Regions from separate parts of the Mus musculus genome. Here regions 2, 3, 4, 5 and 6 are each linked to region 1. A link is a loop called in an ENCODE intact Hi-C map of the cell type or tissue named here. Cell type or tissue: heart. All regions are shown on one strand.

Evidence for each region. Peaks named below come from ENCODE experiments on the same cell type or tissue, not always from the same donor. Only the 100,000 strongest peaks of a DNase experiment are listed, where the experiment ranks them.
Region 2: it touches region 1 in a loop (9-fold over the local background); 16 of 42 quality-filtered maps call a loop at or near these places.
Region 3: it touches region 1 in a loop (6-fold over the local background); 5 of 42 quality-filtered maps call a loop at or near these places.
Region 4: a loop joins it to region 1, with 2.3 times the contacts of the local background. A loop is called at or near these places in 5 of 42 quality-filtered maps.
Region 5: a loop joins it to region 1, with 2.5 times the contacts of the local background. A loop is called at or near these places in 2 of 42 quality-filtered maps.
Region 6: it touches region 1 in a loop (5-fold over the local background); 7 of 42 quality-filtered maps call a loop at or near these places.

What each region holds. Positions count from the first base shown.
Region 1 is chr13:67,841,483-67,846,482 of GRCm38, reverse strand. Gm10037 (predicted gene 10037) reads right to left here. Exons shown (of 4, transcript NM_001309374.1): 4 at 3,191-3,487. The coding sequence ends at 3,413. Among named protein-coding and RNA genes, the nearest start is that of Gm10037, 13 kb to the right of the region's middle. In heart, CTCF peaks have their summits at 761 (motif pointing right), 1,944 and 2,146 (motif pointing right); a DNase peak (open chromatin) is centred at 2,142; H3K4me3 peaks cover 1,130 bases; H3K27ac peaks cover 1,025 bases.
Region 2 is chr13:67,634,945-67,639,944 of GRCm38, reverse strand. It overlaps Zfp729a (zinc finger protein 729a), which reads left to right and starts at 2,164. Exons shown (of 4, transcript NM_183146.4): 1 at 2,164-2,298. The coding sequence starts at 2,263. In heart, a CTCF peak has its summit at 2,592; a DNase peak (open chromatin) is centred at 2,144; H3K4me3 peaks cover 1,135 bases; H3K27ac peaks cover 874 bases.
Region 3 is chr13:67,410,756-67,415,755 of GRCm38, reverse strand. It overlaps Zfp459 (zinc finger protein 459), which reads left to right. Exons shown (of 4, transcript NM_177811.4): 2 at 1,796-1,922; 3 at 2,553-2,648. The coding sequence starts at 1,799. Among named protein-coding and RNA genes, the nearest start is that of Zfp459, 8.2 kb to the left of the region's middle. In heart, a CTCF peak has its summit at 1,920 (motif pointing left); no DNase peak of the experiment used is centred here.
Region 4 is chr13:67,396,945-67,401,944 of GRCm38, reverse strand. It overlaps Zfp429 (zinc finger protein 429), which reads left to right and starts at 2,178. Exons shown (of 4, transcript NM_001080941.1): 1 at 2,178-2,249. The coding sequence starts at 2,214. In heart, no CTCF peak of the experiment used is centred here; a DNase peak (open chromatin) is centred at 2,244; H3K4me3 peaks cover 1,610 bases; H3K27ac peaks cover 869 bases.
Region 5 is chr13:67,125,725-67,130,724 of GRCm38, reverse strand. Zfp759 (zinc finger protein 759) reads right to left here and starts at 2,497. Exons shown (of 4, transcript NM_172392.3): 1 at 2,411-2,497. The coding sequence starts at 2,416. In heart, a CTCF peak has its summit at 2,068; a DNase peak (open chromatin) is centred at 2,444; H3K4me3 peaks cover 1,041 bases; H3K27ac peaks cover 928 bases.
Region 6 is chr13:67,681,465-67,686,464 of GRCm38, reverse strand. It overlaps Zfp738 (zinc finger protein 738), which reads left to right and starts at 2,953. Exons shown (of 4, transcript NM_001001187.3): 1 at 2,953-3,062. The coding sequence starts at 3,027. In heart, no CTCF peak of the experiment used is centred here; a DNase peak (open chromatin) is centred at 2,904; H3K4me3 peaks cover 1,112 bases; H3K27ac peaks cover 967 bases.

The DNA.
Region 1 (5,000 bases):
CATCTGTATGAGCAAGTTACCAAAGCCAAAAAAAAAATAGTAATATCATATCACAAGTTGATGGTCACAGCTGCATATTTCTGGGTTAGAGTTGCTCAGGTGGGATTCCTGAGAACCTTTCTTCCTGGAGCTTGGGTCAGGGACAAAGAGCTATTTGAAATCAAGATGGACAGCTATCATAAAATAATGCTTCTTCAGAGATGAGCCCAGAAACGCTGAGTTTCTGTTTCCCCAAATTCTAAACTGTGTTGTTCTGTCTTTTTTTTTTTTTTTTTTTTTTTTTTTTTGACATGGTGTCTTATACATCTGAAGCCTGGTTCTAACTCAGTGACTTGTTGTGTTGCTCAGGACTGGTTTTAACCCCTTGACCCTCCTGCTTCCATCACCCAAGTACTAGCAGTACAGATGTGCACCTCCTGGGCAGCCAATATCTTAATCAGTGAGCACATTGATGGAATGTGCTCCATCACACATGAGGAAAGACCCTCTTCCCATATCCTGTTCAGCCCCTTTTCCTAGTAACGTGATTTTTTTCCCCTTTCGAGCCGAACAGGAGATACTCGAGTGGTCCACAGAGCCATATACATATCTCCAAAGATACTGCACAGAAAATGGGACTTTGTGTCCTTTCTTATGTTTGACAGTACTGAGTATGGCTGAGGAGAAGTCAGGGACACAGTATTCTTTCTTTCTCTCTTTTTTAAAGATTTATTTATTTATTTATTTATTTATTATATGTAAGTACCCTGTAGCTGCCTTCAGACACACCAGAAGAGGGCGCCAGATCTCATTACAGATGGTTGTGAGCCATCATGTGGTTGCTGGGAATTGAACTCAGGACCTTCGGAAGAGCAGACAATGCTCTTAACCACTGAGCCATCTCTTCAGCCCCCAGGGGACACAGTATTCTTATGGCCCTGGGAAAGAACTCAAAGCTGTAAAATGGCAGAGTGAAGATAAGGGAGCAACCAGGTAGAACTGAAGTTTCCAAGATAATCGAAATACATCTATCAGAATCTTCTGACTCTTCTGACAGGGATGCAAGTGTGGCCTAGTGGAAACGGGCTTGCCTAACATTCTTGAAGACTTGAGTTCATCCCCAATAAAGCAAAAGGACAAGCAGTAAAGCATCTTTAGAGTATCCTAGTACGACTGGTCACAGTAAGTGGGATGAGTCAAACTTCAAAAACCATGGCAAGGCACATAGCTGAATTAAAAAAATAAAATTAAGTTGAAAAAACAAAAGGAGATAATTATTTTTAGAAACAATGTTTCTTTAGCCATCGAATCATCCCCTTTAGGTTACCCGGAGGCATTGGGTGAAGAATTTGCCCTCTGGGGAGTGATGAGAGGCAATGCTCATTTCAAAGAAAACATGCATAATGTAAAAAGGTCACTTTCACTAAACCGTGGGGGCTAGGGGCCCACACCACCGTCTCTAGAAGTCTGGGGACCCCATGGTATCTTTCTGAGAGGGGCACCTCTGAGTTCCGAGTACTGTGCAACTCTAGCCGCCAGCGGCCACAGGTTACTAAGCTCCTGAAAGGAAAGCTGGATTGGATGGGAAAGGCGGCGAGAGAAATAACAGGTCAAGACAAAATTCTCTGATCAAGGCTCAACTTTAATTCTAGGGTCTGATTTTTAAAGGGGAGAGAACCCATCCCCCACTATGCCAGGATCTCGTTGAGTCGCTTTGTCAGGATCTGTCAGGAAAACAAGCTCAGCTGCTCAGCAGGTAGCTTCTTGCAGACAAAAGACTTGACAAAGGTCAGAAGACTCCACCCTAGGTGAACTAGGGAGTGAGGCAAACAAGGTCTAAGCCACCCTGCTCAAGGTGGCGGTGGTGGGGGGAGGGGGGCGGGCGGGCGGGGGGGGGGGGGCGGGTAGGGTAGAACGACAGCAACCTGGAGCTTCCCAGTCGCCCAGAGCAGACCCGCATAGTATTCGCTGAAGCAAAGTGTCGCATCTGTAGTGGGTCCCGCAGGGAAACTTGAATTCAACGCTACTTGACATTACTGAAGCTCTGACGCTTCTTAGAAAATATTACTGACTTAACAGGGTTTGGGGGGGGGGGGGGGGGAGTGTGGCTATGGTGTTGTAACCATCATTACCAGCAGGTGGAGACATTGTCACGTACTGACTCATTTTTAAAGCCAAGGAACTGAAAATGCAGAACTACTGGTAAAAGGACCAAGAGAATCTGAACAAGGGGGAAAATCGGTGGCAATTTACGGAAGTGATCTACCTCCCGAGGGAGCAAATTCAGTCCCACACTTGTGTACTGATTGCCACCACACTAGTAGGGAATCACTGCCCTCCTCCTAGGTGGGGCTCTGCTGGAGCCACTGCCTGCTCCTGTCAAACAGTCCCTGAGGGAGGAGTGAGGATGATTGCAGGAAAGACGGAAAGAAGAGACAAGAGACAGATAGGGAAGACTGTCCAGTGAGTACAGCAGCAGCGTGTTTAATGAGTTTAGCCTGTTTTATACCCCACAGTGCCGTGGGAAGCAAAACCACAAGCTCGCAGACACAATGGCTGACATATCCATAGGATATCTGTTCCCATCCAGATATCCTCTGGGAGCCTTCCTGCTCCTTCTACAAAGGTTAATCGGAAGTCCAGTCCCTCACCTTGAGCCTCAAGTGCATCTCCTCTTATCGTTCCATGCATCAGTAGGCCAGGAAATCTTCCACTCTGCAGAACATTCTGCCAGGCCACAAACTCTGTTCTGTTTTGACCCGGCCTAGCAGGCAAGGTTTTACTCTGCTAGAGAAGCAGGTAACTGGCTCCCGACAGGGCTCCTAGATCACAGGTGGTAAAGTCACAGCAAAAATTCTTCTCAAAACACCTCCATGAAATGCAAAGAAGCAGGTCCCTTTATTACCAAATCCCACAGTGATTCTCCCAGCTCAAAATGTAATCCTTTCTTGTGCCTGTGGTTAAAGGAAATAGAACAATACAAAAGGATGCAAACTTATTTTAGGCCAGCAGTGCAACACCTTCTCATTCCTAATGCCAGGTGTCACCTGAGGTCTTACCTTACTTTAATTTCCATAGACTGTAGTGCTCTGTACAGGCAGCAGATCCCAAAACAGGGAGAGAGAAGGTGACCTGGCACACATCAGAAAAGTTACCTCTGCTTTCTTGTGCAGAGGAATTTATGAAATGGTCAGAGACTGTGAGTCAGACTCCGAAGCAATACCACAGAGTTTAATGCTCACTCCTTCCTACTGGCAGCCCACTGTAATCTCACCTCTTGTTCACTCAGCTAGCTGGAGATAAAGCAAAGCCCACAGTTGGCAAGGTCTTTAGCACCTGGACTTCTTTCTTGGGCACAGTAGAGTTGATACAACAGCTCTAACCACACAGTTATGAGACTGTGTCCAGGCCAGTTTTGCTTCTCTGTATACCATCAGGCATTCCAGTTCTGGCTGTAGTGACACTGCGGATTCCTTCCCCACAATTCCCTGCAAGGAGTCTGAAGAACCTATTAGTTAAGATAATTTCAAGATTACTTTGCTCCAAGTCAGAAAAAAAAATACCTCTTATTCTATTACCTTTTCCACATCAAATTAGGGTGGTGGTGTGTCATCAGTGCTAAGGAAATCCAATCAAGATATTAAAAATTATACAAATAGTCAAAGACATTCCATCGATAAAATCTAAATTGGTGTGATTCATGGGCTAAATCCTCTTAAAGCTAACCTTTTGATGTCAAAAGCCTTGCTCCTGCAAGTTAAAAATCCAAGGACCGAAATTCATCCTCCCATCTGCTCTGTCTGTTCCAGGAGTTCTCTGCACCTGAGCAACTTCAGCAGCTCCCACATCTGCCCCTGAGCAACTTCAGCAGCTCCCACATCTGCCCCTGAGCAACTTCAGCAGCTCCCACATCTGCCCCTGAGCAACTTCAGCAGCTCCCACATCTGCCCCTGAGCAACTTCAGCAGCTCCCACATCTGCCCCTGAGCAACTTCAGCAGCTCCCACATCTGCCCCTGAGCAACTTCAGCAGCTCCCACATCTGCCCCTGAGCAACTTCAGCAGCTCCCACATCTGCCCCTGAGCAACTTCAGCAGCTCCCACATCTGCCCCTGAGCAACTTCAGCAGCTCCCACATCTGCCCCTGAGCAACTTCAGCAGCTCCCACATCTGCCCCTGAGCAACTTCAGCAGCTCCCACATCTGCCCCTGAGCAACTTCAGCAGCTCCCACATCTGCCCCTGAGCAACTTCAGCAGCTCCCACATCTGCCCCTGAGCAACTTCAGCAGCTCCCACATCTGCCCCTGAGCAACTTCAGCATGCTCCCACTACTGCCCCTGAGCAACTTCAGCATGCTCCCACATCTGCCCCTGAGCAACTTCAGCATGCTCCCACTACTGCCCCTGAGCAACTTCAGCATCCTCCCACATCTGCCCCTGAGCAACTTCAGCAGCTCCCACATCTGCCCCTGAGCAACTTCAGCAGCTCCCACATCTGCCCCTGAGCAACTTCAGCAGCTCCCACATCTGCCCCTGAGCAACTTCAGCAGCTCCCACATCTGCCCCTGAGCAACTTCAGCAGCTCCCACATCTGCCCCTGAGCAACTTCAGCAGCTCCCACATCTGCCCCTGAGCAACTTCAGCAGCTCCCACATCTGCCCCTGAGCAACTTCAGCAGCTCCCACATCTGCCCCTGAGCAACTTCAGCAGCTCCCACATCTGCCCCTGAGCAACTTCAGCAGCTCCCACATCTGCCCCTGAGCAACTTCAGCAGCTCCCACATCTGCCCCTGAGCAACTTCAGCAGCTCCCACATCTGCCCCTGAGCAACTTCAGCACCTCCCACATCTGCCCCTGAGCAACTTCAGCAGCTCCCACATCTGCCCCTGAGCAACTTCAGCAGCTCCCACATCTGCCCCTGAGCAACTTCAGCATGCTCCCACTACTGCCCCTGAGCAACTTCAGCATGCTCCCACTACTGCCCCTGAGCAACTTCAGCATGCTCCCACATCTGCCCCTGAGCAA
Region 2 (5,000 bases), 210 kb after region 1:
ATCTGGTAATGAATTACATGGCCATCGGACTGGTTGATTTTGTGTCAAATTGACACAAGCTAGAGTTATCACAGTCTATATCTTTTTATTGAAAACATAATCTTGTCTATTTCCTGAGGAACTGATTCTAATCTTTAGTGGTTTGATTATTGTATAACAAGGAGACACTGATAGTTTGAATATGCTTGGTCCATGGGAAGTTGTACTGTTAGGAGGTATGGCCTGATTTGAGGTATAGTCTTTCTACAGGAAGCATGTCAGGAGGTGTTGTTTGGATAACTCATATATGTGGTTGAGTCTGGCCAGTGTGACCCAGAGCCTCTTCCTTGCTGTATGCAGAAGACAGACCCCCTTCTGCTGCCTGCAGATAAAAATGTAGACCTCTCATTTCTGCCTAAACCTTACCATGCTTTCTACCATGATGATATTGAACTGACTCTCTGAAAATGTAAGCCAGTTCCAATTAAATGTTTTCTTTCATAAGGGCTTATCCCTAACTAGCTTACAAGTAAAAGAGGTTCAGACTCGAGGTTATTTCATCTGGCTTTGACAAGTACTGGGGTTCAACCCCTAATTTACTCTTCCTCTAACTGCTTTCTTGGCTACCTTCCCAGTGGTGTACTTCAGATACTTAATGTTTCTCCCAGCCATGTACACCCCCCCCCCATGGCAGCTCATCCTCTTCACCCATTCTTCCTCCTTTTCCTGGCCTCTTTTCCTTCTCTCTCTTCTCCACCCCATACCACCTAACTCAAAAGCCACCTACTTCTAGTCCTTCCAGTAATAGGCTGTACCAAATTTGATTTAACTAATAGTTTTCAATCAAGGAACAAGGTTTGCACAACAGAACCTTTTAAATGTGAGAGGTCCATGGTAAGCTTAGACCTTCAGATATAAAATTTAGTATTACAATACATAGCAACATACCAAACCTCAACACATACACATATTGGAAAACTAACTATGCTCAGAAATGTTAAGTCCTTCTGGTTGTTGGCAATGCCCTTCACTACAGCCATCAGGGGGATGACAGACCACTCATGACCTCATTCTAAACAGACATGCCAATCAAATGTCCAGGTGAATGTACTGCTTGTTGACTCTAGTTTTTCTAAGTTAAGGAATCTGTTCTGATCCCTAGGCAAACACACTCCCTAGAGAAGAAAAATTGGAATGGGATTTTGCACAGTCTCTGCTCTGAAACAGCTTGGCTTTGAATTATTGTGCCTCAGGGAAGTATGAAGACTTTTCTGTAATGCCATTTGTAGCTTTAACTCAAGCATGAACTACACAGGAATAAACCTTCCCACGAAAAGATGGGAATTCTCCATACTCCAAGTTTCCAGTCTAACTTCTTTAATACATCGACCTCATTTTACAGTGATATGAACATATTTCTGATACCTTTGAATTCCAGGAGGAACTATCTCGGTGTTCTGTTTAGGAGAAGTGAGGGAAGTGCAAGGCAGCTACCAGTAATGTTCAAGTATTATCAAATGTGAATGATGACAGGATCAGTGGAGACAGGAAAATCAATAAGGAACATCAAACCAAACACAGAGGGAAATTGAAGAGCCAGTACACACACCATTGTGATCCAAGGAGCTCTGCCCCTCCTCTTGGGAGAGATTCAGAGGAGGAAAGCAAGTGCTCAGAAAACACTTCGTGGTGACTCAGTTTGATTTCTAATTCTGTCTTCAGCACCTGGGATGGTTTTGATAGCATATTAAAGAGATAATGCCCACTCCTACATTAACTTCCTGCTTTCATATTTTAAATAAACAATGAAAGCATGAATTTTCCATTCGGTAGTAATATTCCATAAGTAAATCTGTGCTTTAAAAAACCAAGGGGAAAAAAAAAAAAGAAAGAAAGATCGAAGCTTTAATCTCACAATGTTTTAGCAGAGATAACAAGGAAATGTGATAAACATTACTGTGAAACTCAGCTCACAGGCTAACATCGCTTGCTGTAACCAAAGACTTTTTTAAAAGCCCACTTTCCCTGTGGCTGCCCATGTGCTGCAGCTTAGTTCTTTCCAACTTCAGCTGCCCACAGCTGGACCGCAAGGCAGGCAATGCACAAGACATCTTAGGTGGGGTCCCTGTAAGTCCTTCCAACTGACTTGTGGGAAGTGTAGTCCTGGTTCCTGTTTCGTCATTAGAAAGGGCCATCGGACTCGAACTTCCTTATTCTTCCTTCAAACTTCACTCCTCAAATGTATGCAGTTGTCCTGCTCAGCGCTGCATCTGGATTTCTGAGATGGAGTTCGGTGCAGGGACCAGCGCCTTCTTTCAGGTCTGAGGGGCTGTGCAGGGTGGCAGGTAGGGCACGGAGGGAGCTGGCTCGGGCTTGTTGAGAGGCAGGAAGCTGCTGACCTGGAGATGCTGTGCTGACCTAAGCTGGGCCGCTGCGCCTGGGCACGGGTTTGAAGGGGAGAAGGTTGAAAACAACAGGATGGCAAGGGCAGGCTGGGTCTGCTGACTGCCTGTTCCCGAGATGCTGACGGGAGCGCACTCATCATTACCTAGCTGACCCGTTCTCACGTGACTGTAGTCAGATTCTCAGGGCATACAGAGCACTTGGACTTGTAGCGCCCTCTGTATGTTATGTCCTGGAGACTACTCCTGGTTTGAGCTCAAACAGCTTCCTAAAGTTCCTAGTGTCCAAGGAGCAAGAATCCTGTGAGGGAGGGCAAACTGTTGTGTGGGATGTTAGTTCCTGTTCCTTTGGAATGAATTGTTAGACTCACGGATGCCCTGATTCAAATCACATTTTCTGATAGACACCTTTGTGACCTGAATGCGACAATACATGGCTATAAAACCACAAAATAATCTTGTAGTTGGTATGAACCAGTGTTTGCACAATCCAAATAAATAGGATTTTACACTAAAGATTAAAAATCACTAGACAATAATACCTCAACAGTTCTGAGTATGTGTTGTGTCCAAAATTTTGACTCCTTTTCAGATGTGAGAGACGACTTGGGGTGATGAGAGATCACAGGGTGGCACTGGAAAGTCTGAAAGGGAAGGGGGAAATGCCTCTGCTCATCTGCCAGGCTCTGTGCATTGCTTTCTAATCTGCCAGACTCTGTACATTGTTGTCTCTTCACGTGCTTTTCTTCCTAGAGTTCACGTTATCAGCAGTGTCTGAACTCTTTTAAATTTTCTTTTGTCCCTCAATGTGACATTCAGGTTTAGTGACACACCCTTAATAGTTTTAGAAAGAATTCTCCAATTTTTTCAACTGTATTTGAAAAGCTGTAAGATAGGGAAGGAGAGATGGCTTATTGGTTAAGAGCATGCCTATTCTTCCAAAGGTCCTGAGTTTAATTCCAGCAACCACTTGTTGGCTCCCAACCGTCTATTATTGGATCTGATGTTCTCTTCTGGTATGTCAGCAAAAGAATGCTCATATAAATAAATAAATAAATATTTTGAAAAGTTGTAATATAAATTTCAAAAGCCGTGGCACTCTTGGGGTCTTATGATTTACACATAGTAGGTTTATGTTCATGTAAAAATGCACAGTTCTCCTCTTAAAGGGCTAAGAGAATTGTTTAGTCCACAGCTATTTGAGTAGCCATGATCTAAGAACATAGATTTAGTTTAAACCAAATTCCATACTCCAACATGGAACCAGTTTCATGGTTGTACAGAACAAATAATGTCATTGACCAAGGAAAATTTGAAATACATTGGTGTGAGTCTGATAGAGGCATGCACTATGAGACATTGGAGATATTTTCAATGTCTAAGATACCATCTGATGAGATTTTAGCTTTTGGATTGATAGAAGCTCATGTTCTGCCTAGTCAGTGGATTCTGGGAGGTTTTTATCTATTGTCACAAGCTGTGTGGCCGACTACAGAGTGAGGCAAGGACTGACCCTGAAGGTAAAACCAGCCCAAGGTAAGACAGCTAACCCTAAACCTGCAGAATTCCAGGCTCTGCCTCTCAGTGAACTTCCACGTGGGCCATCAGACTCTGCACCCACAGACTCCTTACAAGAGTTTTGCATTCACAGAATACACACAGGTTTTTTTGTCTGTTTGGTTTTTTGTTTTTGTTTTTTGTTTTCAGGATTTCTCCTCCACAGCCCCTCCCCTATCTCAGGGGATCTTGCTTATATTATCACTCTTCAGTCAAACCAAGTGTTTGTGAGCCAGAGCTGGAGCCTGACTTACAGCATTCAAGTCTACTGTCAGGAAGCATGGGCTTCAGACCACCTTGTCCTAGCTACTGGAATTTTCAATGAGTTTGCAACCACATCTAGAATAAATAAACATTTCCTAGTTAATGATGCTAATCGGTAGGGAAAATATAACAGTATATGAAGTCGGGAATCACATGCTACCTTGTACACCAAAACACATTCATTACAACATAGAGAGGGTACAGCAGGGTGCTCATATATAAACTTACAGACACCAAATAGTCGTATATTTTCTATTAATCAGCCCTATGATAGACAAGTGAGCTAAAGCCTATTGTGTCATTCATCTCTGTGTTTTGGGGGAGGAATCAGGAATCCTGGAGTTCAAAGTCATCCTTTCCTTCATAGCCAACTCAGGGGAGCCTAAGCTACTTGAGACCCCTTGATTTAAAAGACTTTTAAAGCATACTGTATTGGGTGTAGTAATTACTTCTGTTGCTCTCAGTTCTGAGCACCAGTGACCTAACTAGAATCCATCCACTTGATATCTTCCTAATCCTAAAACCTTACCAATCTAGTATTTTGCTAGCATCCTTTTGTTAATGACTTGTGTTGAAGATCAGGATCTTGCTTACATTTACTGTGCAAGCAGTTAGGGTGGGGGGCATTCTCTCTGCCTTGCTTGACTAGCAGGGAATGTTAGCCTTTCTTTGTACTCTGACTATTCTCTATTATTTTCTGTCCTGACCCCATGGGCTGTCTGACTTTACCTGAAAGTTTTCAGAACATCTGACTCTGCCAATGGAAAATGACAACTGCATCTACCACTGTCTGTCACA
Region 3 (5,000 bases), 430 kb after region 1:
TCTCCATTAACCTCTCTCCATCTAAGTCTCTTTCAGCCCCTAGCCTGCCTCCCAGGTGTACCCGTTTCAAATAGGCCGCAGGCCGGCATGCAACAATTCACAGCCAACTCACGCAATTATAACAAAATACCAAATTAATACATGAATTCCTGATGTTGTCATGAATTAGTGAAAAAGGAAAAGTAATGTATGACTCATTTTATAGGTAATTCTGGGACTTTACTCAAGGAATTATGAAAAGTGGGTCCTGAAATTCCAAATTCTTGAAATAATAAACTAGCATCAGCAAATGTATTTCTCTGCTACGGCACTGTGATACACGGCGCAAAAAAACATGCTTTAGGGAACATTGCTCACAAACATGGCTCTGTACCCACCCGAGAATAGGAAGAATGGGAACATGGCTAAAGAAGAGCAGAGTGATGTGGGAACATGGCTAAAGAAAGAGCAGAGTGATGTGGGAACATGGCTAAAGAAAGAGCAGAGTGATGTGGGAACATGGCTAAAGAAAGAGCAGAGTGATGTGGGAACATGGCTAAAGAAAGAGCAGAGTGATGTGGGAACATGGCTAAAGAAAGAGCAGAGTGATGTGGGAACATGGCTAAAGAAAGAGCAGAGTGATGTGGGAACATGGCTAAAGAAAGAGCAGAGTGATGTCAGGGACATGGCTAAAGAAAGAGCAGAGTGATGTGGGAACATGGCTAAAGAAAGAGCAGAGTGATGTCAGGAACTTGGCTAAAGAAACAGCAGAGTGATTGTTCTATTTAAAAATCTCAAACAGTATGGTTAGTCCTTTGCATGCTGGTCTCCTGGTATGTTCAGAACCTTGAATATTAGTCTATGAGTTCTTCCTTTAGTGTTCTACCCCTTGCCTCCTCCATCTCCTGTCCCTTGTCACTGTGCTTTGTGTCGCTACTGAATTCTGGACAAATGCAGAAACCCAGACAACAGCCAGAGCCACCTCATTAAAGTCTGTATTTTCATATCATTTCACATTCATGGCTGTGTATATGTAGTGTTGACAAGAACCTTCTCCCTCACCAGAACTTTCTGTTGATAGAAATGTTTATATGTATGGTTTATAATATAAGCATATGGCATTAAATGGATGCTTCTGTGGATGTATTTATTTTACATTTCATTTGTCTTCAATGTATAGAGCCCATATGGTCTTATAGCTTCTTTTACCTTTTTTCCCTTGAAGATGAGCCCATTGTGAGGTCATATGAGCACCTTTGATGTGTCTGAAGAATATTACTCAGTGATTTGAGAAACAGGTCTAGCTCTTTCATCCTTACACAGAATCTAGATTTGTGTCCACAGGCACATGATGCCTGTGTAAGGGTTTCTATCACTGTGATAAAGATCATGAGGAAAGGCAACTTGAAGAAGAAAAGGTTCATTTCAGCTGATATCTTCAGGTAACAGATCATCACTGAGGGAATTCAAGTCAGGAACCAGCGCAGAGACCACACAGGAATGCTGCTTATTGGCTGGTATTCCATGGCTTGCTCAGCCTGCTTTCCTATACCATACAGAAACACCTCCCCGGTGGGGTCCCACCAATACTGTAGATATCTCATTATCAACACTAATTAGGAAAATGCCATAGGCCTGGCTACAGGATAATCTCATGGAGACATTTTTTTCAAATATTCTTCTCTCTCCTCAAATAATGCTAGCTAGTGTCAAGTTGACCGGAGAACTATCCAGCAGAGTTCATCTTGGTATGTAAATGATTTTAGTGGTTTTAATTAATTTAAGCTGTGATATCATTCACTGGTCTTCATTTCAGGAAATGCTGTCATTCAGGGATGTGGCCGTTGATTTCTCTGCAGAAGAGTGGGAATGCCTGGAGCCTGCTCAGTGGCATCTGTACAGGGATGTGATGCTGGAGAATTACAGCCACCTTGTGTTCCTGGGTGAGCACTGCATCTGTAGAGAATTTGTATCTCACCATTAACATGTAACTTCCTCACTTTGTACAATACGGGACTCATGGGCGTATTTGCTTTTCAACAGAAACTTTCATATTCTTTAAAAAAAAATAGTCAGGTTGTTGTACAGCTAAGAACTACTTCATTGATTTTCTCTTTGTGTGTTTAACCTTTCTGTGTTAGAAGTATACATCTTTCACTATTAGAAATTCAAGGGCCGGGCATGGTGGCACAAGCCTTTAATTCCAGAACTTGGAGGCAGAGGCAGGTGAACTTCTGAGTTCGAGGCCAGCCTGGTCTACAGAGCAAGTTCCAGGACAGCCAGGGCTACACAGAGAAACCCTGTCTCAAAAAGAAAAAGGAAAAAGGCAAGAGCATGAGGCTTGGAGTACACTTATTAATTAAAATGTCTAACAATTCAGTTTTAATATTTCTCCCTTTAAATGAAACTTACAGTCTGGACATTGTATGTTCCAATATGTATTCTGGTAATCTTGTCAGAAACCATTCTAAGGAAATAATTCTCTTTCCTTGTAAACACTGTTGCTTGAAGGGTCTTATAAATTTCCTGTAGATGAACTCTTATATAACCTCATTACCTTTTCCTACAAACAGGGCTTGCTGACTCTAAGCCACAGCTGGTGACATTTCTGGAGCAAAGACAAGGCTCTACTGGTGAAGAGAGACAAGCAGTAAAAGCAGTGTTCCCAGGTTGGTAGGAAAGAGGAGGTCGGAACAACGTGGAGGTGCAAAGATCCAACAGATCCCATATACCTTGAAACATGATGTCGTTGTCAAGAAAGGCTTAGGCCTCTCTCTCTTGTCTTTGCTTCCAGAGAAGGACATGTCTCAGATGTTTGTGGTGGTTTAAGTGTCTTCAGCTTTGTGTTTCCTGAGCAGTGAGCAGTGCTTGTATTTACAGTGACTTCCATGGCTCTTCATTTTGTTGAGTCTCCATTATAAAGTGAGACTCAGGGAAATGCCAATCAGTGGAGGTCAGAGCTATAATCATTTACCCACTGGGATTGGGAGCTGGCTCATGCCAGAAAGATCTGTACATCAAAGGGCGGCGTGACTGGGTCAAACCCACAATTCCACCACACAGAGACAGGCAGGGCCAGATCACTCAACAGATTCAGTTCTGTTGATTGGAACAATTTGGGGTGGGGAGCACTTGGATAAAAGCCGTACAACCAGACTCACGTTGAGCAGTTCTTTCTCCACTGATCTTAGGGGAGAGTCAAAACATTGACTTATTATATGAGGTGTATATATACATTTTCCTTGAACTATAGGTACAATAATTTAACAGAGGCTATTTTTTTTCATCAAAGATTTACAACTAGTTATTTATCAGGGCCAGACCATTAGACTTAGGAAGAGAAGGATGACAGGACCCTTCATGAATAGAACCCCATCAAACTACACAGCGAGGGTAATGTGATGAATTAACATGACCTGTGCACACATAGGGTCTTGACAGTTTCAAGGAAAAGTTTATAGAAAACACAACATGGTCATTATGATTTAGATAGCATGCAGACTTACCATAATCACTAAGTTCATGGTTATAGCGTATGTCAGAATTTAGCTATGATTTTGGAGTTATGATTAAGAGACTTTAGCAATGTGTCTCTTCTATCCTTTTTAAGAATGTGCATTCCGTTAGTTGTTCTTGTTCTACACAGCTTTCTACCATGAGGTAAATAACAGCAGCCTCTACTGGAAACAGTTCACCTCTTAGCTGTTCTCCAGTGCGTGGTATCTCTCCCTGGACTGTCCTGTTGTTTTCCGTCTAAACTGTCACAGAGTTGGGGAGACAGTTTAACCCAGGACAGAGGCTGTGGGAGAAACTGAGTCAGTTACACTTGAGCTGGAGGTGGGTGGGGCATATTCTACCTCTGGAACTGGGGTTTCAGTGAGCTAAAACAGCATATGACGATTTATAAAATCATTCTCTGTATTCAGATGGCATTGTTTCTCTGTAAGACTGAACCCAGGCATGTACCTAAGCATGACTTGTTTCAGTGTCTTCAGATGTGGGCAACAGCCTGAGAAACTCAATGTCTATTTTCCTTTTACACAGGCCCCAGTGTTAAGGATACTATCCTGATTCTATGAGACACGGATATATTGGCTCCGTTATGGATCAGTGTCTAAGTTTTACATACAAAGTATACCTGTAACCTTGGAAAGAGACATTTAAAGAGAGAAACAATGAAAACTAGACCACTGAGGAACTCAGAAAGTTCTAGAGAGGAAAGAAGGGTATCAGGGCTTGTTGGAGCAGAAACAAAGATCAGCTTCAGCCATAAGACAGTGGAGTCTCAAACATACACAAACTTGCGTGCACACACACACACATAACCCTCAAAGGAATAAGGTTCGCAAACCTTGTATAAAGGACCCAACCTCACTTTCATCTTCAATCTCCCAAACAAGCAGGGTAGCTAGAGGACTCTCCCCACCGAAAAATTGGCTTCAACCCTTTTCCACAGTGAGCTTGAGTCCTGGACCTACAGGCTGGCTAGACTTCTGTCGTGCGTGGGTCCCTGCTTCTTCCCATTGTGGAGCCCCTGGCCTGGTAGCTACCTCAGTAGCCTATGTTCTGCAGTAGAGATGATCCTGACACTACTTTGCTCTTATTGTGTATGAATGGGTCAGTGAGATTATATAGCTCAGTCCCAGCAGCCAAAGGATCCCTTTGGGCAAGTGTGGTAGGGAGTTACTAGGTTTAGACTTTTGACAAGACCATAAGGGGAACTTGGTGCTGGGCATGAGTGCGTTGAGAAGCGGACATGGACTTTCGTGGAGAACCACTAAAGCAACCTCAGCAAGGTCGTTGGCATCTCTCCTAGAGCCCAGACAGGAGAACAGAGGAACTCTATAGCTTCTAGTTGCCTTAGTTCTAAAGTGAGCTCAGACAGTGGCCCTGAGGAACCAGTGTAAGAAACAGAACAATAGCTGAGACAGCATACATCAGGTGGATTTTTCAGTCATTCACTGCAGCATCCACAGAAATGACATAATACATGGATTTGCCTGAACTCAACATCTTTAGCT
Region 4 (5,000 bases), 440 kb after region 1:
GTGGACAGATTTTAGTGATCCCTAGCTAGATCCCAAATGAATCCAATAGAGAATTTAAGGTTTATGTGATAAGCTTTATAACACAATAACTGGGCAGTTAATCTATTCGAATCCTCTAAGGTAATCTGGCTACCTCCCTGCCCAAAAACCCTGAGATACTTGTATTTTAGTTTTGATGTTGCTCTCTGGGATTCAGGTGTTTTTCCATGATGTCTCTCCTGGACTGCTTCCTCCTGGCCTGTCCTCTATTCTTCCTTTGTCTAACAGAAGTCCCGCCCTATTCTCTCTTTTGCCTAACCATTGGCTGATCAGCTTTTATTAACAAGTCAGATAATAAGTGGGGAATAATGTTTGCACACACTTGAGAGGGGAGATACTTAAAATAAGCACTACAATGTCATGTCTGGATTACAACCATATATGGGGGCTGAGAAATCAGGATTTGAATAATACAAGGATAATCTTTACACAGCGTACAATAACATTATGCCTGCAATATACTGTACCCACATGAAAATTTCTTCACATATATACATATAGTACTGTCTAGATTAAACACCTAGAAGAACATGCAGTGTTTACCTTTATAAAACTAAGTAATATCAATATCATACATACTATGTCAGTCCATTTCTTAGTAAAATTTGTGATTACAGTATCTTAGATCCAAAGAGCATCTCTCTCTCTCTCTCTCTCTCTCTCTGTAATAAATATTTATATTTACCAAATTGTTTTCCATTAATATTTTCATGGATATCTATGTTGATTCTGGTTGTTTACTGTTGGGAATAAAGAGCAATAAACATGGGGGCACAAATACACCTACATACAGCAAATTATCAGGTTCTCTGAGTATAACCACAGGATTGAATTAGTAGTGAGAGTGCAGAGACTGGTTCCATTCGGTTGAGGTCATTATGGGAATTAATCTGTAAGGTTCCAGTGTTTATTTCAGCACCCATAGTCTATGCTTCTGTACTCTTAGAGGCTACTTTGGGTCTGTGTTCCACAGTGGAGTAGACTCCACTGCAGCTGATGTTTTAGTACCTGCCTTTAGTTCACAGGATCTAAGGAATGGCCAAGGCATTGACTCCATGTGATCCCCTGGCTGTTTTGTGAGCAGTCCCATGTACACTGATTTCTGAGGGCTCTCAGAAAGAAATCCTAGTTGCAGGTGAGGGTGGATACCAATTTAAAATGTTTGTGCTCTGTATACTCTTGTTTCTACAGTACAACTCAAAGCCTTTGCATTTATGTCTCAACTACATACAACAAGTTGGAGAAATGACTGGATGTGTGACCTGCTTTTATTACAGACACCTTTCTACCAACAGATCAACAGTAGTAGTCTCTGTTGGACATAGGTAGCCTGTTAGCTGGTTTTAATCAATGCCTCCTTGGGCTGCTTGTTGATCTCCTTTCCAATGTCTGAGAGTCTGGGGCATTAACTCGGGACAAGAGATTTAGAGGAATGTTAGATAGACACTTGCTTGGGTGTGGCTTGGGAATGTCAAATTTTATCTTCAGAGTCAACCTCCTTGGCCTGCTCAAACAGCATGTGTTCCTGTATATGTAATATTAGCAATGCCCTGGAGGAATTATTTCTATATATTCGAAAAGTAGAAACACAAACAACAGTATACAAGTTTGTTGGGGCAGAAACCAAGCCAGCTTTGTACCGCAAGTCCATTTGTCAAAAGTTACTGAGGAGCTAGGAGCATAGTCAGGCACACCAAGGTTGGTTTCAAACATCCTTTTATAAAGTTACGTTTCCTTCCCACGTAGGTTAGTGTATTGCTTTGTTATTTTAACGAACTACTAAGTCAACGTTTTTTGTTTTTTTGTTTTTTTCAAGAAGTAGTAATATTAAACTTACAACTAGAAATGACTTGTAAGCCATATGTTTCTGTCAAAGGCTCGACTCATATCCGTACATCTCCGATGTGGTTCTGGGGTCCGAAACCAAATGGGGTCGCATTACCCATAGCTTTTCTGCAGAAAAGGCTTCCTCCTTCAACCTTCTACTTTGTGTTACCATCCACGTACCTCTCCAAACAGTAGAAGTCACCCACCCTGGGTTCTGGGATTTCCTTCGCACAGACTTCTGGGAGATGTAGTCCGCACCGCTGTGACCACTGGGAGCCTTCCAGGAAATCCCCTTCTGACTTCAGGTTTGTACTTGTGCCTCTTCCTCAAAGTTGGGCGGAAATCCTATGCGGCTATCTATTCCAGTTGTCTCTGACAAGAAGGTTGGTCCAGTCAGCAGCGTTGCTTGGGGCTCTGTGCGGGGTCTGTGTCAGGGAGGTTGGTTCAAGGAAGCAGCATAGACTGGGGTGGGTGCCAGAGCAGGGCTCTGTCTTGGAGGGAGCGCTTCTGGGCTGGGTGGGAGGGCGGAAGCAGCTGCCAGGACTTGCTGTGCTGAACTGGCTGGGACCGCTGAGGCTGCAGTTTTGGAGTGAGGGGACTGGCCTTTTGGGATTGTGTCCTGAGTGAAGGTTTCCTTTAGAACACCGAGAGCAGCCCGAGTCTGCCTTGGTTCTCTGGTACACTGGAGCAGCTTGGTAGTGGGGGACTAGATTGCAAACTAATGGTGATGAGCTGACTACCTGCTCCTGAGAGAGTGCCAGAGCCCACAGACCTGCATTGCTGGAAACGCGCATTCCTGGCTGCCCCCATCTCACCTGGATGCTGCCAGAGTCCTTTGTGTCTTTAGAGTAAAAGGGTTTCTGGTCCCCGTGTACTCTGTAGCCAGCTTATAGCAATGGCCTTGAGGTCTGACTGTGTTCACTTTTCTCTGCCAGTAAAGAATTAAGAGAGGAAAAATCCGAGGTACTACAGGTGTCGTTTAGGGGAATTCTGGGACACTGCCAACAGATCTGCCTGAATGCACTGAAAATCTTGGACTAGGGTTGAAGAAACGCATGGAGTGGATACACTGGCAGGAATGTCTACAAGGCAGAGTGGGATCGAGACGAGCTCACATCATGTTTCACCTTGAGGGCTGTATTTTCTAAACTTTTGAAAGGACCTCCATCCCTACTTTACAGTTGAGAGTTTTAAAAAAAGAGATAATGTCCGCTTGGCCCACAATGGTTCCGGTCAACATGACATTATCAGGGCTTGGACTTGTTGAAGAAGTTTATGAACATTGTGTATATTTCTGCCAGTGTTTCTGTTATCTTGTAGCTTTGCTGCCCATGGTAATATGAGGTATAAAAGGGCGGTGAATAATAAACTTGAGGCTGCTGTGGTATTGACCAGCAGTCCTCCCAAGTCTATTTCTTGGCTCTGCATCTTTTTTCGGCCTCTCCTGTCTTTAATCCTCACTCCACACTCAGAGACTCTTTGACACTTGGCACAACCTAGGAGTTGCTGCTTCATGATCTGTGTTGTATGTATTTTAAGCACTGTGTAGTATAGACAGGCTGGTAGGGAATGGGGAGTCTGTATTGTTTGGAACCTGATCAGGAATCCATCGTTCTCTTTGCCTCTCTCTCATGTTTACTTCCCATCAATGTCCTGTTAATCTTTAGATCTGCCCGACTCTCTGAAAATTTATCTCTGATTGTCACTGACAGGAGATGCAAGAGTTCTTAAAACATCTGCGCTGTCCTTTCTGTTGCTCTAGACTTCCTCTAGGATGGGCTTCCATTGAGTGGAATGTAACCATCGAGCTCCCAGTTATTGGAAGGATAGGTAGTAATTGTTAATGGGTGGAACTGTTCCTGCCTCAGGTCAGACATTATTTGCATTTCTTTCCCATTGAAAGTGAATTTTGCAAGTCTCTGATTCCCCTGCAATGTTTGCTGTTAATTGTACTGGCTATAATCCCCACAAAACGGTATCCTGTTTACAGGTCCCCGGACCTCCACCCCCAGGGTCTCACAGGAGATTGTACTCAAGACAGCAGACACTTGCCCATGCAGAATGGAGGAAGCCAGTGCTGGCCAACATAGGGAGTGAGCCCCGCAGTTAATTCTCCATTGTGAGCATGCTCTGATTCTCTCACAGAGAGTTGTTTTGGTCTTTGCTCTGCTCTGGGCTCCTGCCATTCTCCACATTGCTGGTTTTCCCGTGGCCTTGGTGATGCAAACATTAAAAAAAGTGTAATCTGCTTTTTCATACTCGTAAAGACAGGATCTTTCTCTACTAGCTGTACAGAAGGTTTCAAGACCTTTCAATTTATTTTTCCCTTGAGAAACTCCTATTCACCAAAGTGCTTCATTATGCCGGTTAATTTTGGAGATGTTCTGGCCTCTTTATTGCTGCTGAATGCTGCTCATTAGACAAAAGACTATTTTCTGCGCAGTCAATCTTTAAAGAAAATATAATTTTGTTGTCCTATAAACTCTTGTGACAATAGCTATTCCCTCTTCCCAAGGGTGCAATCACCTTGCACTTCAGACAGAAGACTCACGGGATTGCAGTTGGATCTGACATGAAGATCTGAACAGGGACGAGTTATCCATACAGATTTAAGGTGCTTTGCCAGGTTCCAAGGGAGAGAAGAAATCAGTAGCCCTGCTTAGCTCTTATACCAGTGTGCCACAGCAATGTCCTGTATGTCATTCCAGCCGTAAAGATGCCACAGTGCCACTCAATATCTGACCTATGCAGAAGCTGTCCAATGGGACTTAAAGCCTCATCAATAGAAGTTACATCATGCTTAGAAGCTGCCGCAGGTGACTTGTTAGGTTGAAACCTTAGAGGGGAACATACTAATGCCATGTTATTAGAGCATCCTAAGATCTCACTGCATTCTGATTGCTTTTCCTTAGACCTACACATGAGTGTGTAGCTCTTACTGTTCAAAGCGCTCCTACACATGAGTGTGTAGCTCTTACTGTTCAAAGCGCTCCTACACATGAGTGTGTAGCTCTTACTGTTCAAAGCACTCCTACACATGAGTGTGTAGCTCTTACTGTTCAAAGCGCTTCTGGCTGCATCAGAGAGAGCTCTGCAGAAAACTGAAACTTAACAAAGCCCAGAGGACTATGTAT
Region 5 (5,000 bases), 720 kb after region 1:
GATGCCCACCCAGAGTTCTCCTTTCACGAGATACAGGCCAGAAGAATGAATCAAGAAATGAATCCAACTTAGTCAGGGTTTCTATTCCTGCACAAACATCATGACCAAGAAGCAGTTGGGGAGGAAAGGGTTTATTCAGCTTACACTTCCACAGTGCTGTTGATCACCAAAGGATGTCAGGACTGGAACTCAAGCAGGTCAGAAAGCAGGAGCTGATGCAGAGGCCATGGAGGGATGCTACTTTACTGGTTTTCTTCCCCTGGCTTGCTCAGCCTGCTCTCTTATAGAACCAAGACTACCAGCTTGATGTAGAGATGGCACCACCCACAAAGGGACCCCCCCCCTGCCCACGATCACTAATTGAGAAAATGCCTTACAGCTGGATCTCGTGGAGGCATTTCCCCAACTGAAGCTCCTTTCTCTGTGATAACTCCAGCCTGTGTCAAGTTGAGACAAAACTAGCCAGTACAAAGTTGTCTACAACAAGTAGATATGAGTGATGTCTTTTAGATTTTCCAATTACACTGGACAGATTTTCAAAATATCCCTTTATGATAGTCTGAAGTTTTTGGTATCTGTTGTAAAATCTCCCTGTTCATTTCTGAATCTAATCATTTGGGTCCTGTTTCTGTTGGTTAGCTGGATCCAGTGTCCCTCAATCTTGTTTATCTTGTTTATCTCCAGCTCACTAAAGCTTGGTTTGACTGAGGACAGTATAAGCAAGATCGCCTGAGATGGAGGAGGGGATGTGGAGAAGAAACCCTGAAAAAACAAACACACAAAGAAAACCTGTGTGTATGTTGTGAATGCAAAACTCTTGTAAGGAGTCTGTGTGTGCAGAGACTGATGGCCCACGTGGAAGTTCACTGAGGGGCAGAGCCTGGAATTCTGCAGGTTCAGGGTTAGCTGTCTTGGGCTGATTTTCCCTTCAGGGACAGTCCTTGCCTCACTATGTAGTGGACCACACAGCTTGTTAATAGATAAAAACCTCTCAGAATCCACTGACTAGGCAGAACATGAGATTCTATCAACCCAAAAGCTAAAATCTCAGCAGATGGTATCTTAGGTGAATAGAATATCTCCCATATCTCAAGGTACATATACATACCTCTATCAGACTTACACCAATGTATTTTAAGCTTTCTTAGGTTAATGACATTCTTTGTTCTGTAAAACCATGAAATAGATTTCATGTTGGAGCATGGAATTTGGATTAATTAAACCTGTGTTCTCAGATCATGGCTACAAAAATGGCTCTGGACTAAACTATTCTCTTAACTCTTCAAAAGGACAACTATGCATTTTGCATGAACAGGAACCTACTATATGCAAATCATAAGTTCCCAAGTATGCCACAGGTTTTGAAATTTATCTTGCAGCCTTTCTAATACAGTTGAAAAATTTGAAGACTTCTTCCTAAAACTATTAAGGGTGCATCAGTAAACCTGAAAGTCACATTGAGGGACAGGGAAAATTTAAGAGAGTTCGAACACTGCCAATAATAGGAACATACATAAGAAAATCACATGATGAGACAATATCCAGATCCTGCCAGATTAAAGAGAACAATGTACAGAGCCTGGCAGATGAGCAGAGATATTTCCTCCTTCCCTTTCAGACTTTCCAGCTCCTCCCAGCGATCTTTCTCTCATCACACCAAGTCATCTATCTCTCACATCTGAAAAGAAGTCCAAATACTGGACAGAACACATACTCAGAACACAAACATACTCAGAACCGTTGAGGTATTACTGTCTAGTCATTTTTAATCTGTGTAAAATCCATAATTACATAGATTGTGCAAACACGGGATGTTACCAATTACAAGATTATTCTGTGGCTATACAGCCATGTATTGTGAGGAATCATGTCACTGAGATGTCTATTAGAAATTCCCACTCTAACCAAGGCATCCATAAATCTAACAATTCATTCCAAAGGAAAAGTAATTAACACCCCACACAACAATCACCGTCACAGGACTCTCTGTCCCTGGACACTAGGAACTTTAGAAAGCTGTGTGAACTCAAACAAGGAGTAGTCTCCAGGACATGACGTATAGGGGGCGGTAGATGTCCCCGTGTTCTGTATGTCCAGAGAATCTGACTACAGCCAGTGAGAATGGGTCAACTAGGCCGAGCACGTTTCCCTTTAAACATGCTTGAGCTCTGGTCAGCATCGCAGGCACAGGCAGTGTGCAGACCCTGCCTGCCCTTGCCATCCTGTAGTTTCTAACGTTCTCCTCATCAAACCTGTGCCCAGGGACAGTGACCCAGCCTAGGTCAGCACAGCATCTCCAGGTCAGCAGCTTCCTGTCTCACAACAAGCCCAAGCCGGCACTCTCCGTGCCCTACCCGCCACCCTGCACAGTCCCTCATATCTGCAAGATGGTGCTGTTCCCTGCACCAACCTCCATGTCAGAAATCCAAATGCAGCGCTCAACAGGACAACTGCACAAATTTGAGAAGCGACCTTTGACGAAAGAATATGGAAATTTGATGCTGACAGCACTTTCTGATGCCGTCACAGGGGCCGGGACTACATTTCCCACAAATCAATTGGAAGGACTTCCGGGAACCCACTGAAGAGGTTTTGTACACTGCCTGGATTACAGTCCACTGAGAGCAGGTGCACATGGACATGCACAGGGAATTTGGGCTCTTTTACAGTCCTTGGTCACGGCACGAAATGTTTGCCTGTGAGCTGAACCTTTCACATTAATCCCGCCTATCAGGTTTCCATGTTATCTCTGATAAAACATTTTGATTTAAAAACTCCGACCTACTATAGAATCTTATTAACAAATGGAAAATTCATGCTTTCATGATCTGCTTTATTTAAGAATGTGGAAGCAGGAAGTTAATGTAGGAGTGAGCATTATCTCTTTACGATTCTATTGAAACCATCCTAGTCGCTTAAGATAGAAGAATTAGAAATCAAAGCTAGTCACCAGCAGATGTTTTCTGAGCACTCCACTGGTTTTTCTCTTCTGTATGTCTCCCAAGGGGCGGGACAGAGTTACTGGGATCACAATGATGTGTGTACTAACTCTTTTTTTTCGAGGCAGGGTTTCTCTGTATAGGGTTTCTCTGGCTGTCCTGGAACTCACTCTGTAGACCAGGCTGGCCTCGAAATCAGAAATCTGCCTGCCTCTGCCTCCGGAGAGCTGGGATTAAAGGTGTGCGCCACCACGCCCGGCGTGTGTACTAACTCTTAATCCACTGTGCACTATAGGATTTCCCCCTGCCTTAGGTTTGATGTTCCTTATTGATTTTTCTGTCTCTGCACTGATCCTGTCATCGGTCATATTTGACAATATTTGAACATTAGTGTTATCTGTCTTGAATTTCCCTCACTTCTCCTAAACAGAACACTGAGATATTTTCTTCTTGAATACAAAGATATCAGAAATATTCATAATACTGTCTAATGAGATCACTGTATTAAAGGAGTTACACTGGAAACATAGAGTATTGAGAATTCATGTCTCTTCTTGGGAAGGTTTATTCTTGTGCAGTTCATGGTTGAGTCAAAGTTACAAACCCTGTTACAGAAAAGACTTCCTACTTCCCTGAATCCTAATGATTCAAAAAGAAGCTGTTTCAAAGAAGATACTGTGCCGAGTCCATATTTAATTCTTCTTTTCCAGTGAGTATGTTTATCCAGGAATGCAGAACGGCTTCCTCAAATTAGAAAAATTAGAGTCAAGGAACAATACATGTACCTGTACTTGATTGGCAAGTGTCATGACTGGTCTGTCCTCCTCCTGAATGCTGCAGTGAAGGGCATTGACAGAAACCACAAAAGTTAGTATTTCTGAGCATAGCTAGTTTTCCAATATATGTTATGTGTTGAGATCTGGTCTGTTGCTATGTATTGTAATGCTAAATTCTGTATCCAAGATCTAGTACTACAGCTGACTTCTCATATTTACATGGTTCTGTGGCACAAACCTTCATCCTTGATTTAAAACTATGGGATAAATCAAATTGGCTACAGCCAATTACTGGAGGGATTTGTGGAGGGCGGGTATTGAGTTACCTGGTAGGGGGTGGAGAAGAGAGAGAAGAAAGAGAGACCAGGACAAGGAGAAATGGGGAAAGAGGATGAAGATGCCCTGGGACAGATGGACCATGAGCCTGTGGCCAGGAGAAACAGCAAATATCTGGGGTAGAGCACTGGGAAGGTAGCCATGACGGCAGTTACAAGAGTAGATTAGTGGTTGTGTTCCAGTAATTGCCAAAGCCAAATGCTATAACCCTAGGCTGAGTTGAATTTATCTGTAAGCTAGTCAGTCATAACCTTAAGTACATTGTGCTACTTGTGTGTATGTGTGTACATGTATATTTGTATCTGCTACATGCAAACCTACCTAAGAGAGTAGTCATTCATAGGAGATGCGCTCATCCTTGAGGATACAGCATAGAGTCACGACTCTTCTACTGTCTCCATTTCTTTGCATTTTGCCTGTGTAATTCAATAGGGGGAGTAGCTACCGTGGTATAGTCACAACCTGAAGATTTGATCAAAGAGGAGGCTCATTCAGCACACTATTAGGGACCCAGGCATAGTTATGGAAATGTCTACTGGAGCTAGAGTCTCAGGACTAATATGTTTGTTTAGGCCATGTTCACCATTTTAAATATATTGCCTACTATAATTTTTTTACATCTTGATCATTTAATTTTCTCTCTTGGGAACAATCCCTAGTATGTGTCATGTTTAGCGAAATCACTTGAATATCTGTGCTTACAGGCTAAAGAGATTGTTCAGTAGTTAAAAGTAATTAATGGCCGGGCGTGGTGGCACACGCCTTTAGTCCCAGCACTTGGGAGGCAGAGGCAGGCAGATCTCTGAGTTCGAGGCCAGCCTGGTCTACAAAGTGAGTTCCAGGACAACCAAGGCTACACAGAGAAACCCTGTCTCGAACCTCCCCCAAAAGTAATTAATGTTTTATAGAAGATGAGTTTGTTTTCTAATATGCATATGGTGGCTCTCAA
Region 6 (5,000 bases), 160 kb after region 1:
AGCTCCATGAAATAATTAAAGGATAAAGGAAATTCATACCGGAGAAGGTATGGGCTAAGCTGAGACAGCGTTAAACCCGAGCGCTGGTTCACTTAGGTTCAGCAGTGAAGCTTAAGAGGAGCTGGGTAACAGGCGGTAGGCCGTGGCTCTCCGAAGCTACATTAGGCGTGAGAAAAGAAAGGGTTTATTAAAAGGAAATTAATAATCAGGCGGATTGCCGCAGTTAATAAAAACTGCATCATGAGGGAGGAAAATGTTCCAAAAAGCAGAGAGAAATTTCTCTCTGGGCCTTATAGCAGGAGTACTCTGTTCCCTTTTGTGTCTTGTCTAATGTCTGGTGCACCAATCTGTTCTCGTGTTCAATTCATGTATGTTCGTGTCCAGTCTGTATGAATGAATGTTCTATGTTTTATGTTGGATAATAAAGATGGTATAAAAAACTTTATCTGCAAAGCCGAGAGCTGCCACGTGTTTCAGCCAGGAATCAGACACGTGGCAGGAGGGCCCCTGCTGGAAAAACTGTTCGTTTTAGGAAATAAGGGCGAGTGCACAGCCTCTTAGTTTCGGAGTAAAAAAGCTGATAAATGGTTTCTGACTAATGTGTTTGAGAATGGTAAAGTGCCTTTTATTCTATGATTGTAGCTAGAAAAATTAATATTCTCTGATTGGTCTAAATGTAACTGCTTCATTTGGTTCTTTTTTATTGATAATGTGCTCTGCATGTTTTCACATCCAGCTCATAAGTTGTTGGTTAAGATTAATAATTGTTACATTGCTATAGATGGTTAGTGTTAAATTTGATAACTCAAGTTTAGAGTCCTTCCGACACGTGGCATAAAGCAGGCCAAGAGGCTGGGTTTCTAAAGATATTTCTAGTTTAGATAATAATTAATGTGGTTCCTATCCTAAATAGTAAAATTTAAGATAAGATCTAAAACAATGCCTCTTTATTAAAGCAGTAAAGCTTGCTTTAATAGGTATTCATAAGTATTAATTGGCATCCAAACTTCGTAATGGGATAGTAATGCTTCTAATATTGATTTTAAAGATGATAAATTGTTTTAAACTTGGGTTTTGCTTTCCCAAGGTTGTAGGTATTATCCTAACCTTGCACAAGAAACTTAAAAATTATGGTTAAAACTGCCAGAGTTCCACTGACTTCAGCCTGCAGTTTCATTGCAAATTTAAGATTTTCTACTCACCCATATATTGTTAATTAAGATTATTACAAGAGTAATCATCTTTTGAAAGCACTAATACAGCTCACTTCATACAAAACTGTGACAGAGTTATCTAGTTATGTTTGTCTTTGTGAATAGATTAGACAATCACTTTGGCTATAGTTGCTGCCTGGCAGGAAACTGCAGTACGGGCAATTTTTTCACAACACTAAAGTTGTGAAGAACATTTTAACTGTAAGTCATCTTAAGAAAGAGTATCAAACTTTAGAGGCGTAGACGGTTACATTGTTCCTCTAGAATTGGTCCTTATTACAGGAGGGCCAAGATGCTCAGATTAAAAAAAGTATTTTACCTTTGAGTCAATGCAGGGCTCTGGGCAGCCCCAGAGCGGCTTGTGGCCTTCTTGTGTTTTGCAAACAGTGCCTGAGAAAGTTTTTCCCTGTGTCCAAGAAAATTTCTTTTTAACAGTGTTGCAGATCTATTCAGATGTTTAAAATAATGCTTAAATTCAAAGAGTTTTGCTTCAGGTGAACTGTAATCACTAGAAAATTTTGCCTCTAGGTATGGCTAATGTAACTTTACCTTATGTAAGAAAAATTTTTATTGTTTCTGCTTCTATACTTGAAGCCAAGAGTTTTAATCTTTCAGTGTATATTGTTTCCTAAGTGGAAAGTATTTTATTAACTAATGCTTCTTAAAGGAAGTTTACCTTAAATCCTTGCTCTCACCCAAAGGATTCAGAGACAATCCTTTTATTACTTAGGGATTTCGCACAGTCTCTGCTCTGAAACAGCTTGCTTTTGAATTATTGTGCCTCAGGGAAGTATGAAATCTTTTCTGTAATGCCATTTGTAGCTTTAACTCAAGCATGAACTACACAGGAATAAACCTTCCCACGAAAAGATGGGAATTCTCAATACTCCAAGTTTCCAGTCTAACTTCTTTAATACATCGACCTCGTTTTACAGTGATATGAACATATTTCTGATACCTTTATATTCCAGGAGGAACGATCTCAGTGTTCTGCTTAGGAGAAGTGAGGGAAGTACAAGGCAGCTACCAGTAATGTTCAAGTATTATCAAATGTGAATGATGACAGGATCAGTGGAGACAGGAAAATCAATAAAGAACATCAAACCAAACACAGAGGGAAATTGAAGAGCCAGTACACACACCATTGTGATCCTAGGAGCTGTGCCCCTCCTCTTGGGAGAGATTCAGAGGAGGAAAGCAAGTGCTCAGAAAATACTTGGTGGTGACTCACTTTGATTTCTAATTCTGTCTTAAGTACCTGGGATGGTTTCGATAACATCTTAAAGAGATAATGCCCACTCTTACATTATCTTCCTTTTTCATATTTTAAGTAAACCATGAAAGCATTAATTTTCCACTCCGTAGTAAGATGCTAATAAGTAGAGATGTGCTTTTTAAAAAACCAAAAACAACAATAACAACAAAAAAGATCCGAGCTTTAAACTCACAATGTTTTAGAAGAGATAACAAGGAAATGCGATAAACATTACTGTGAAACTCAGCTCACAGGCTAACATCGCGTGCTGTGACCAAAGACTTTTTTTAAAGCCCAATTTCCCTGTGGCTGCCCACATGCTGCAGCCTGTTTTTTTCTAACTTCAGCTGCCCAGAGCTGGGCTGCAAGGCAGGCAATGCACAAGACCTCTTCTGTGGGTCCCTGTAAGTCCTTCCAACTGACTTGTGGGAAGTGTAGTCCCGTCCCTTGTGAGGTCATCAGAAAGGGCCCTCGGAATCGAGCTTCCTTAGTCTTTCTTCAAACTTCACTCCTCAAATGTATGCAGTTGTCCTCAGCACTACATCTGGATTTCTGACATGGAGGTTGGTGCAGGGAGCAGCGCCATCTTTCAGGTCTGAGGGGCTGTGCAGGGTGGCAGGTAGGGCACGGAGGGAGCTGGCTCGGGCTTATTGAGAGGCAAGAAGCTGCTGACCTGGAGATGCTGTGCTGACCTAGGCTGGGCCGCTGCGCCTGGGCACGGGTTTGAAGGGGAAAAGACTGAAAACAACAGGATGGCAAGGGCAGGCTGGGTCAGCTGCCTGCCTGTTCCTGAGATGCTGACAAGAGCGCACTCATCATTACCTAGCTGGCCCGTTCTCACGTGACTGTAGTCAGATTCTCAGGACATACAGAGCACTTGACATGTAGCACCCTCTATACGTTATGTCTTGGACACCACTCCTGGTTTGTGCTCAAACAGCTTCCTAAAGTTCCTAGTGTCCAAGGAGCAAGAATCCTGTGAGGGAGGGCAAACTGTTGTGTGGGATGTTAGTTCCTGTTCCTTTGGAACGAATTGTTAGACTCACGGATGCCCTGATTCAAATAAGATTTTCTAATAGACACCTTTGTGACCTGAATGCGACAATACATGGATATAAAACCACAAAATAATCTTGTAGTTGGTATGAACCAGTGTTTGCACAATCCAAATAAATAGGATTTTACACTAAAGATTAAAAATCACTAGACAATAATACCTCAACAATTCTGAGTATGTGTTGTGTCCAAAATTTTGACTCCTTTTCAGATGTGAGAGACTTGACTTGGTGTGATGAGAAATGGCAGGGGGGGCTAGAAAGTCTGAAAGGGAAGGGGGAAATGGCTCTGCTCATCTTCCAGGCTCTGTACATTGCACTCTAATCTGCAAGGATCTGTACATTGCTCTCTAATCTGCCAGAGTCTGTACATTGTTGTCTCTTCACTTGCTTTTCTTCTTTGTGTTCATGTTATCAGCATTGTCTGAACTCTCTTAAATTTTCCTTTATCCCTTAATGTGACATTCATGTTTACTGACACACCCTTCTTAATAGTTTTAGAAAAAATTCTCCCAAGTTTTTCAACTGTATTTGAAAAGCTGTAAGATAGAACTGGAGAGATGGCTCAGTGGTTAAGATATCTGGCTGTTCTTCCAAAGGTCCTGAGTTTAATTCCCAGCAACCACTTGGTGGCTCCCGACTATCTATAATTGGATCTGATGTTCTCTTCTGGTGTGTCAGCAAAAGAATGCTCAAAGAAAGAAAAGAAAGAAAGAAAGAAAGAAAGAAAGAAAGAAAGAAAGAAAGAAAGAAAGAAAGAAAAATACTTTCGGTCTTATGGTTTACACATAGTATGTTTATGATCATTCAAAAATGCACAGTTCTCCTCTTGAAAGGTTAAGAGAATAGTTTAGTACAGAGCAATTTGAGTAGCCATGATCTGAGGACATAGATTTAGTTTAAACCAAATTCCATACTCTAACATGGAATCAGTTTCATGATTGTACACTCAGGAAGAGTGAGAATCAAGCATCCTCCATTGGGCCCTCCTTTTTATTTAGTGTGTCTGGGTCTGTTGATTGTATCATGGATATCTTCGTAGCTAATATCCACTTATAAGTGAGTATATATTATGCATATCCTTTTGGTTCTGGGCTAAGTCACTCAGGAAGATGAAGTGCAAGTTTCTAGTTTCTTTAAATTCAGTTGTGTCACGTAATGTTTTGCTGGAAGCTGTCTCGTCAGAGGGCATGTGATGTTTTGCTGAGAGCAGATGCTTGAGAACGTGGGTGATATTTAGAAAGAAGATAAATAGCACCCCACAGACAATGAGAGGATGCTTCTGCATTGATAGGACCTGCAAAGCTCTGCTGGTCTTCACTACATAGAGAGAAATGCACCAAAGAACTTCTGTGGGATTTTGGCTGCTTCTACTGATTCATATGAATTCAGTGGTTCCTTGTGCTTTCTGTTGGATCTTGCTATGTGTCCTGATTCATGCTTGATGTTTTGTAATTGGACTGGACTGCTGTCTTA